Linked DNA regions of Homo sapiens: region 1 is linked to region 2. Evidence: read pairs that join two places in POLR2A ChIA-PET (ENCODE). Cell type or tissue: PC-9. All regions are shown on one strand. Links, peaks and the distances in the headings refer to the core of each region. The heading gives the core; the rest is flanking DNA. Region 1 overlaps HAUS2 (HAUS augmin like complex subunit 2). Region 2 overlaps SNAP23 (synaptosome associated protein 23).

Region 1 (5,383 bases), core at 92-5,091, 52 kb before region 2:
TGGTTTTTAAGGCACTGCATAAACTAACCCTGAGCTAATCTCCTCAATACCTTTACGCATCAGCCAAAGTGGAGTATCACTTTTCCCCCATACTCTCTGGGTTCTTTGACTTTTATGTCTTTCCTCACATTGCTCCTTTTGGCCAAACTATTCTTTCTGATGCATGTCCGAATTTCACTTATTCCTTAAGATTCAGCTTACTTTGGCAAGTGCGGTGGCTCAGGCCTTTAATCCCAACACTTTGGGAGGCTGAGGCAGGTGGATCACCTGAGGTCAGGAGTTGGAGACCAGCCTGGCCAACATGGCAAAACCCCGTCTCTACTAAAAATACAAACTATTAGCCAGGTGTGGTGGTGGGCACCTGTAATCCCAGCTACTTGGGAGGCTGAGGCAGGAGAATCGCTTGAACCCAAGAGGCGGAGGTTGCACTGAGCCGAGATTGTGCCATTGCACTCCAGCCTGGGCAACAAGAGTGAAACTCCATATCAGAAAATAAATAAATAAATAAAGATTCAGCTTACTGCTAACACCTAAATAAATCTTTATTGCAAAGCTGGACATGGTGGCTCATGCCTGTGATCTCAGCACTTTAAGAGGCCGAGGCGGGTGCCTCACTTGAGCTTAGGAGTTCGAAACCAGCCTAGGTAACATAGTGAGAACTCGTCTCTATTTAAAAAACAAAACAAAAACTTTATTGAAGTCTTCCTATCCCTATCCTACTCAGAATCCTCCTAAACTGGAAGTAATTCCTCCCTTTTCTATGCTCAATAGATGGCATCTCTTTGTAATTCTTTGCTGCATTTATTATGCAAATATAATCCTATAAGTAGAAAATGTATATTTTACAGCTGTCTCACCAAACGTTGAGAATTTGAAGGCAGGGATTGGTCATATCTATCTTTCACAATACATGTAGCATAGCCACGGCACAATGAAGCCAACACATGTTTATTAAATGTTGGAATAAAATAATTTAAAATGGCTTCTAAATAAAAATTATATAAAAAAGAAAATGTTAAATCCAAGGTCTAAATAAATAAACACTTCTTCTTCTTTTTTTTTTTTTTTTTTAATGGGAGATGGAGTCTTGCTGTCGCCCAGGATGGAGTGCACTGGCACGATCTCAGCTCACTGCAACTTCTGCCTCCCAGGTTCAAGCAGTTCTCCTGCCTCAGCCTCCCGGGTAGCTGGAATTACAGGCACGCACCACCATGCCCAGCTAATTTTTGTATTTTCAGTAGAGATGGAGTTTCACCATGTTGGCCAGGCTGGTCTCCAACTCCTGACCTCAAGTGATCCACCCGTTGTGGCCTCCCAAAGTGCAGGGATTACAGGTGTGAACTACCATGCCAGGCCAAGAAAATACTTCTTGATTTAAAAATTAACTAGCTCGTAATATTAGCTATTAAAAAGCTAAACTGGGAGAGCACACCTCTAAGTTTCTAGTAAAAAATAACTGAAGATTGCTATATTAATACTCACCATTTTCTTTAGATTTGCAGCTAAATGAGGAATATTTCTAATTGTTTCAAGGTGGGTTTCTAATCTCTCAATGAAAGTCACAGCCAACTCCAGCAAATGTACCATATATCTGAAAGAGAAAGAAAAAAGTCAACCATTTTTTAAAGTTTAATTGTTTTACGTTCCTTTTCTTCTCCTTTAATCAGGACTTTTAATTTGAGATAAGAATTACAATCAACCTAGAGAGCCAATAACAACCTTCCTGCATTCATAGAAATATTAGTGATTAAAAAAAGGTCCTTCTCTTTCACTTTAAGCAACTTGTCATCCAAATAAAAAAATGGAAAGAGACAACAGTAATCCTATCTGGAATCCAACTTAATGTTAGAGAAACCTCAATGTTAATCATTTTCTCCCTAGATAAAAAAACCCCATTCCATTTTCTTTTCTTTTTTTTTTTTTTTTTTTGAGATGGAGTCTTGCTATGTCACCAGGCTGGAGCACAGTGGTGCAATCTCGGCTCACTGAAACCTCTGCCTCCTGGGTTCAAGCAATTCTCTTGCCTCAGCCTCCCAAGTAGCTGGGATTACAGGCGCCCACCACCACGCCTGGCTAATTTTTGTATTTTTAGCAGAAGGGGTTCATTATGTTGGCCAGGATGGTCTCGATCTCCTGACCTTGTGATCCACCAGCCTTGGCCTCCCAAAGTGCTGGGATTACAGGCATGAGCCACCTTGCCCAGCCCCATTTCTTTTTTTTTTTTTTTGAGACAGAGTCTGACTCTGTTGCCCAGGCTGGAGTGCAGTGGCACAATCTCGGCTCACTGTAATCTCTGCCTCCTGGGTTCAAGTGATTCTTGTGCCTCAGCCTCCTGAGTAGCTGAGATCACAGGCGTGCACCACTATATTCAGTTAATTTTTGTATTTTTAGTAGACACAGGGTTTTGTCATGTTGGCCAAGCTGGTCTCAAACTCCCAGCTGGCCTCAAGTGATCAACCCATCTTGGCCTCCCAAATTACCGGGATTACAGGCGTGAGCCATGACGCCTGGCCTCATTCCATTTCAACTTACTCATTCTCTGTGAAGAATGAAGACAATAAGGATAAATGTACTTAACTGAAATAGCCTACATAGAAAGCTACTTTGAATCTCTGCACTTGCAAAAATGCTTTCAAATCATTGCCTAGTTCTTAGATGTAGTACAATATATACATTAAGGGTAATGATAATGTACTAAACAGATACTGAATATAGCCACAAGAAAGGGGTTTTGTTTTCTGTTTTGAGACAGAGTCTCACCCTGTTGCCCAGGCTGGAGTGCAGTGGCACAATCTCAGGTCATTGCAACCTCTGCCTCCTGGGTTCAAGTGATTTTCCTGCCTCAGCCTCACCAGTAGCTGGTATTACAGGCATGTGCCACCATGCCCAGCATATTTCGTATGTTTTGGTAGAGATGGGGTTTCACCATGTTGGCCAGGCTGGTCTTGAACTCCTGGCCTCAAGTGATCAGCCACCTCGGCCTCCCAAAGTGTTGGGATTACAGGCATGAGCCACTGTGCCCAGCCTTGTTTTGTTTTTTTGGAAGAATAAGTTTTTGTATATCTATTATTTTCCTACAAAATAAAAAATCTGACACTTAAGATACTGATTTGCTTAAGCTAGTGAGGCACTGGCGGAGAAAGTTAGCAATGAGATCCCCAGATGCTTGCTTCGTATTTATTTGAGACAGGGTCTCACTCTGTCACCCAGGCTAGTGCAATCACAGCTCACTGCAGACTTGACCTCCTGGGCTCAGGTCACCCTCCCAGCTCAGGAATACAGGTGTGTTCCATCATGTGTTGCTAATTTTTATATTTTTTTTTTTTGTAGAAACAGGGTTTTGCCATGTTGTCCAGGCTAGTATTTATCATTAGTCATAATCTACATCTTCAATTTGATACTTGTAATACTCTGTGAGGAAGAGGGCAATAGAACTCATCTCTATTCTATTTATTGGGAAACTAAGGCAAAAATGTAAATCATTTGCTCAAGGCTTTGAGGCATATAAACAGTAGAGATGAGAACAGAATCCAGGTTTTTTCCTCCCTTAGTTGATAGTGTTTTCATCTGCCCCAGTTAAACCCCGCCAATAGAATTTTTACATATAGGCAACATTAACTCAACAATGAATGTACTTTACAACAATGAATTTACTTCACATACAAACAGTTTTTATTGTTACATGTTATGGATCTAATTTCTTTCATTAAACTCATAATTTATAATTCCCAAAACACGATGGCCAAGTTCTTCCTTTTTGCCATAGGTATAATGGTTTAAAAGCAAAGATTTTCTTTCTGATTTAATATATCACCATTAATAATGTTAACAAATACAATCACTAATTGTTTTATGAATTCTGCTACAAAGTAACTGCAAAACAAAAAGTAAACTCAGAAAACAGGTGTAACTGTTAATTTCTACTTTTCAGTCTAACCTGTGATAAACAGCTTCAATAGGTAAGTTTTCCTGGCACATGGGTTTCAACAGTCTTTGCCTAAGGGATCTCTTCTCTTTCAGCACTGCTTCCAAATGATTATTCATGCTTTGCAGAGTATGACACTTCTGAGCTATACAAATTAAAAAACAGTAATTATAGTTAGCAATAGGACAAATAACAGAATAATTTCTTCTTTGCCTTGGTTTGACACTACCCATGTCAAAAATTCATCCTATCATTACCCTCCTGTCTCCTTTTTGCTGTCTTTAATACCAATACCAATTTCATTTTCAACAACTTTCTCTTAGTCGGTTTTTGTATATCTAATATATTTCTATTATCTCTTTTCCTAGTGATAACCAAATCTAGTGCTAAATTCTTTCTCTGTGTTTCTCATCTCTACTTCTTATTCAGTTCTTATAGCCAGAGCTATATTCTTAACACAAAGTCTTTTTTCCTATCCCTGACTCTAATAGTCTATAAAAGACCATCGAAAAAGAGTCACCTTAGCTGGTGCTCTAGCTCATACCTGTAATCGCAGTGTTTTGGGAGACTGAAACGGGAGAATTGAGGCCATGAGTTCGAGACCAGCCTGGGCAACATAGCAAGACTTCATCTCTACAAAAAAATTGAAAAAACAAAAATTAGCTGGGCATGGTGGCACATGCCAGTAGTCCTAGCTACTTGAGAGAATCAGTTGAAACCACGTGTTGAAGTTACAGCGACCTGTACTTCAGCCTGGGTTACAGAGTGACACACTCTTAAAAAAAAAAAAAAAAGTCATCCTACAAGCTATTTCTGATTATCTCATTATTTTCCCCATTCAGTTAATGGCTGCCAATTGACCTTTCTTTAAAATTCTTCTTTGGAAAAATTCAGATTTGCAGAAAAGTTTCAAAAAAAGCTTGGTGAACTCACACATACATTTTACTTATTCACCGATTATTAACATTTGGCTACATTTTCTTTTTATCTTCTTTCTCTCTCTTCTCTCTCTCTCTCTCTCTCTCTCTAATTTTTGCTGATCCACTTTAGAGTAAGCTGCAGACAGCATGATATTTTTTACCTGTAAAACGTTAGCATGTATTTCCCAAGAAGAGGAACATTCTCCTATATAACTACAGCACATTATCAAATTCAAAAAATAACATTAATACAATACTACCAATATTTAATACAGTCCATATTTAAACATCACTAAGTATCCCAATAATGTCCTTTACAGCAAAAAGAATTTTAATTTTTGAGACAGGGTCTCACTCTGTCACCCAGGCTGGAGTGGAGTGCTACGATCACAACTCATTGCAGCCTCGACCTCCCAGGCTCAAACAATCCTTCTGCCTCAGCCTTTCATGTAACTGGCACTACAGGTACATGCTACAATGCTGGCTAGTTTTTGTATTTTTTTTGTAGAGATAGGGTTTCACCATGTTGGCTGGTCTT
Region 2 (5,383 bases), core at 166-5,165:
AAAACCTACAAGAGCAACACAGAATAATTTAGAAACCCAAGCTCTCAGAGGATTAGAGCTACAGACAGAACTAGTATTCTTAAACTAACACACTTTAACATAGCAGCCCCCAAAATAATTAAGTCACAAACTCATAGTGAATTCATCTTCCCTGTCATATTCCAATACTGTTAAAGGGAAAAACAGAAAATTCCCATTAGTGCATGGTTTGACATTTCAGCAACTGTTAATTTCAAATAATAAAGCATATTGATACATTACCCTTTAATACTAATTCCAGCCAGAAGTATTAGGATCGCTCCTATAAATTTCTATACTTAAGTTGATGACTAACATTTTCTTACCTCAATGGCTAAACCCAGGATTCTCCTCGTACTTTCCAGAGACTAGGAAAGAACACAGAATTTTAGCATTCCAAAATATGTAGAAAAAAAAATCTGATCACAGGCCAAATTCATGATGCTATTCTATCTTTAAAAATTGCCAGCTCAGGCCGGGCACAGTGGCTCATGCCTATAATCCCAGCACTTTGGGAGGCCGAGGCAGGAGGATTTCTTGAGTACCGGAGCTCAAGACCAGCCCAGACAACATAGTGAGACTGTTTCCATTAAAGGAAAAAACAAAAAGAATTGCCAGCCTATCCTTCCCTTTAAAACAAAACAATGGCCGGGTGTGGTGGTTCAAGCCTATAATCCCAGCACTTTGGGAGGCTGAGGTGGGCGGATCACGAGGTCAGAAGTTTGAGACCAGCCTGCCCAACAAGGTGAAACCCCATCTCTACTAAAAATACAAAAATTAGCTGGGCGTGGTGGCACACACCTATAATCCCAGCTACTCAGGAGGCTGAGGCAGGAGAATCGCTTGAACACAGGAGGCAGAGGTTGCAATAAGCCGAGATCGCATCACTATACTCCAGCCTGGGCAATAGAGTGAGACTCCGTCTCAAAAAAAAAAAAAAAAAAAAAAGTAAGTTGATCACTACATTTTTAGTTATTTTCAGGCGCTCCTTAAGAGAAAATGTGTAAGGACTTCCAGTGTGATGTTGAAAGAAAAAGTTTTTTTAAAAAAGAGAATATTTGGATGGTGAAGTTCATGGGAATAAAAATTTAATGTAGGTAGAAATCTAAGTAAATTACAGATATTAGGAAATTGTTAAATAGAAGTCTAGCATTTCTCAAATACATAGTAGAGTATCTTTGTTACACTTAAGTAATATTAATAATTACCTAAAAAATAAAAATCATACAAATTGTTTTCACTTTAGTTTTCTGGTGAGTTAAAAAGAAAATAAAAACCAGCAATGGCACTAAGGAGCAAATGTGTTCTTTGATATTAATGGACTAGGAAGAGGCCAAAATGTCCCTAAGAAGGCTCTCTCACTCCTCCAATATGAAAACTGAAATAGAATTATTTACTTATTTTAGGTAAAACATTTACCTCATCAGTAATCTGGTGAGCTCTCTGTTGAATTTCTTCTGATGACAGATTATCCATGATGAATCAAAACTCTATTAGGCACAGAAATGGAAATGTGGATATTGTATAAGAATAAGGATATATAAAAGTTTGTGTGAGCAAAAAGTGTAGATTTATGGAATTTAGGAACTTATCAGGAAAACAGGATAAAAGAACCTCTTTCTATATCTATTAGTCTACCACAAGTAAAGAAATCAAGACCGAGAGAGGCTAAATGAATGTTTAATAAGAGTGCCAAGGGTGAACCTAAAATACAGGTTTTAGGACTTCTAGGGAAGTACTCTTTCCAACAGGAAAGTGGATCCTCTACTTAGAGAAGCAAGGCATTACTGGAAGACAAGCATTAAAAGACTATTAAAGTGAATTTTTGGTTGTTCAATGTTCTTCATGTGTTGTCTGAACATGGAAAAGCAGTAGGTGAAGAAAAGTCCAATTTAGTAAAGTAACAAAATTTGAAGTTATGTGCCTGAAGAACACAGGAAACATTTCTAAATATGCCAGTTGTCCAGGACACTCACTGGAGAAAATACTTTCACTCTTAACAAGAAAAGGGAAATGCTGGTACAAACAGCTCGGAAAAGACTAAGGTTTTTATTATGCATTAGACTCTTCCCCTCCAGTGGCTTATATTGTTTTGTTGTTTTACTGGAGTCCCTAAGAAACCAAACAATTATTCTCCTATACACAGTAACTCAGAAGGAGATCTCATAGACATCCAAGCTAAAAAATAAAACATTTCGTAGGTGTTACTCAGCACGGCTGTTATCTAATTCCTCTTTGAGAAGTCATGTGGAGTAATAACAAGCATTGTGCAACGGATCTAGGTTCTTTGTTACATTTGCTAGCTTTGTATGAATTTTCTCAAAACTCATTTATCAAAACTCACGGTCAATGACACAGATAAACTCTGGTTCTTATTACAGATTTGACCCCAGGAATCTGGCAATGTCTGGAGTTGCTTGATTGTCACAACTTGGGCCAGGTGATGGGGCTGGTTAATGGCATCTAGTAGGTAGAGGCAGGGAAACTGCTTAACATCCTACAACACTCTTCAGGAAAGCCCTCCAGCAAAGAATAATCTGACCCAAAATGTCAATTTGAGGTGAGAAACCTTGCCATGGATATACTCTTTGATAAGCAGAAAACTTAATTCCCCAAGAATGTACTGGACTGAATTCTTGGAAGGCAGAGATTTTATCTTTGTATCTCTAACACCTAATAGGATCTGATGGTAGATACTCCAAAAATAGCTGAATGAACAAATAAGTAGAAAAACAGGGTGTACTCTCAAAGTATTTACATGGCTCTTAGAAACAAAGCTGCATGTAACAGTAGCACAAAGCTCGCAAAGAATCACTAGAGCCACAAACCAAAAACTGCTATTGCAAGTGTATGATATGATCACATATAAATCTTTTCAGTCATTTTTGGCTGGGTGTGGTAGCTCATGACTGGAATCCTAGCACTTTGGGAGGCTGAGGTGAGTGGATGGCTTGAGCTCAGGAGTTGGAGTTCAGCCTGGGCAACATGGCAAAACCCCATCTCTACCAAATATACAAAAATTAGCCAGGCATGGTGGCGCACACCTGTAGTCCCAGCTACCGGGGAGGTTGGGGTGGGCGGATTGCTTGAGTCCAGGAGGTTGAGGCTGAAGTAAGTCAAGATCATGGCACTGCACTCCAGCCTGGGTGACAGAGCAAGACCCTATCTCAAAAAACAAACAAACAAAAAAATTTAAATCTTTTCAGTTGTTTTTAATTGAACCACTACTATCATGTTATTTTTTTTATTTTTTTGAGATGGAGTCTCACTCTGTTGCCCAGGCTGGAGTGCAGTGGTGTAACCCTGACTCACTGCACCTTCTGCCTCCTGGGTTCAAGCAATTCTCCTGCCTCAGCCTCCCAAGGAGCTGGGATTACAGGCATGCACCACCACGCCCCACTAATTTCTGTATTTTTAGTAGAGATGGGGTTTCACCATGTTGGCCAGGCTGATCTCGAACTCCAGACCTCAGGTGATCTATCCACCTCAGCCTCCCAAAGTGCCCAGATTGCAGGCCTGAGCCACCGTGCCTGGCCTTGTTTATAATTCTACTGTCATAGCTGTTTTATGGTTTAAGATTTTGAGGGCCAGGCGCAGTGGCTCACGCCTGTAATCCCAATACTTTGGGAGGCCGAGGCGGATGGATCACGGGGTTAGGAGATCGAGGCCAGCTTGATCGACATGGTGAAACCCCGTTTCTACTAAAAATACAAAAATTAGCCGGGAGTGGTGGTGAGCGCCTGTAATCCCAGCTACTCGGGAGGCTGAGGCAGGAGAATTGCTTGAACCTGGGAGGCAGAGGTTGCAGTGAGCCAAGACTGTGCCACTGCACTCCAGCCTGGGTGACAGAGCGAGACTCCATCTCAAAAAAAAAAAAAAAAAGATTTTGAGCCTTGATTAAAGCCATTAGTGCTCATGAAAAAAAGCATTTTAAGTTCCAAATTTAAGTTTCTATCTTGCTTGCCATAGACTGTGCTTCAGGCAAAAAGTTTCCACACTAAGATATAATCAAGATATAAAGATATCATTCATTAGATACAAGCATAAAAGGAACCAGGTATTTTATTAATTTGCTAATTGTTTGAGTCTTAAGCTTTATCATACATACACATGTCCATGCTACTGTTCCTCTTTTGTCACTCTTTCCTATTTGCAACTACAAAAAGTAAATGGAGATTATTTTTTGTACCCTCTCACCTCCACACTTTTGCACACCTTTCCTTTCTATAATACCCCACATCTGCCCAGGTAGCCTCATGCTTTTCCATCACTTCCTAAAGCCCCAACCGAGATACCTCTCCAAAGCCTGCCCTCCCCAGGCAGTAATGCTCTGAAGTTATCTATTCCTGTCATGTGTAACTCCTCAATGCCCGACAGAGAAGAAAATATGAAAAATAATATACACTAATCCATTAGTGCCTGGAAAAGGCACCCTTAGTGAGGTTTTCAGATATAGTATCCTGTGGGTCGGGAGACATTCTGGGGTAAGGAAGCCCAAATATCACAAATTATGTAATTTTGTAATTCTATTCCTAGAGGTGATTATTGCCAATTACAAGTCAGTCTTTGCTAGCTTCCTAGGAAAAAAAAAGCAAAACTCCAGAGTTAGGAGTGAATGCACTCCTGACCTCTGTGCTGCCTTCTTTAAAAGAAAAAAGAAAGCAGATATAACTGGGAGATGGATAACGTGAGGAATCACCCCTGACATCGCAATGAGGTCATTCTGAAGGACACATCCTTTCCATGTGAACTCGAAGTTCTGCTTAATATTTTTTTCTTCCCTGACCAGACAACACGCAAGACAAGTAACAGATATCTACTCCCAAGTTTGGCATGCTAACGCCAGGATGCAGCTGCCTAAGATTACTCTGTGTTCTTGAGGGTTTTGAGCACAAGTTTAGTGTGGCTGTCGCTCAGAGGGTTGGATTCAGTACTGCCTGTGGATACCAATTGGCCCTGAGGAACCTGCAGATATAAAAGTCCGCCCTCTGTAGACGGGAGTTTTGCATGTATGAATACCGTATTTTCTTTTCTTTCTTTCTTTCTTTTTTTTTTTTTTTGAGGCAAGGCTTCACTCTGTCATCCAGGTTGGAGAGCGGTGGTGCAATCAGGTTCACTACAGCCTTGCCCTCCCAGGCTCAAGCAATCCTCCCATTTAGCCCCCTGAATAGCTGGGACTACAGGTGCATGCATCATGCCCGGCTAATTTTTAAGCTGTTTTATAGAGACAGGGTCTCACTATGTTATCCAGGCTGGTCTCAAACTTCTGAAACTTTTGGGGTCAAGCAATCCTCCCACCTCAGCCTCCCAAAGTTCTGGAATTACAGGGATGAGCTACCGTACCTGGCTGAATACCATATTTTCT

What was found. ChIA-PET counts read pairs that join two places held together with the same protein. Peaks named below come from ENCODE experiments on the same cell type or tissue, not always from the same donor. Only the 100,000 strongest peaks of a DNase experiment are listed, where the experiment ranks them.
Region 1: POLR2A ChIA-PET joins it to region 2 with 11 read pairs; 7 of 35 experiments call an interaction of 5 or more read pairs at or near these places.

The regions. Positions count from the first base shown.
Region 1 is chr15:42,559,957-42,565,339 of GRCh38, reverse strand. It overlaps HAUS2 (HAUS augmin like complex subunit 2), which reads right to left. Exons shown (of 6, transcript NM_018097.3): 4 at 3,938-4,070; 5 at 1,483-1,591. Among named protein-coding and RNA genes, the nearest start is that of STARD9, 13 kb to the left of the region's middle. In PC-9, for the core only: no CTCF peak of the experiment used is centred there; no DNase peak of the experiment used is centred there.
Region 2 is chr15:42,507,958-42,513,340 of GRCh38, reverse strand. It overlaps SNAP23 (synaptosome associated protein 23), which reads right to left. Exons shown (of 8, transcript NM_003825.4): 2 at 1,438-1,508; 3 at 345-386. The coding sequence starts at 1,494. Among named protein-coding and RNA genes, the nearest start is that of SNAP23, 15 kb to the right of the region's middle. In PC-9, for the core only: no CTCF peak of the experiment used is centred there; a DNase peak (open chromatin) is centred at 2,230.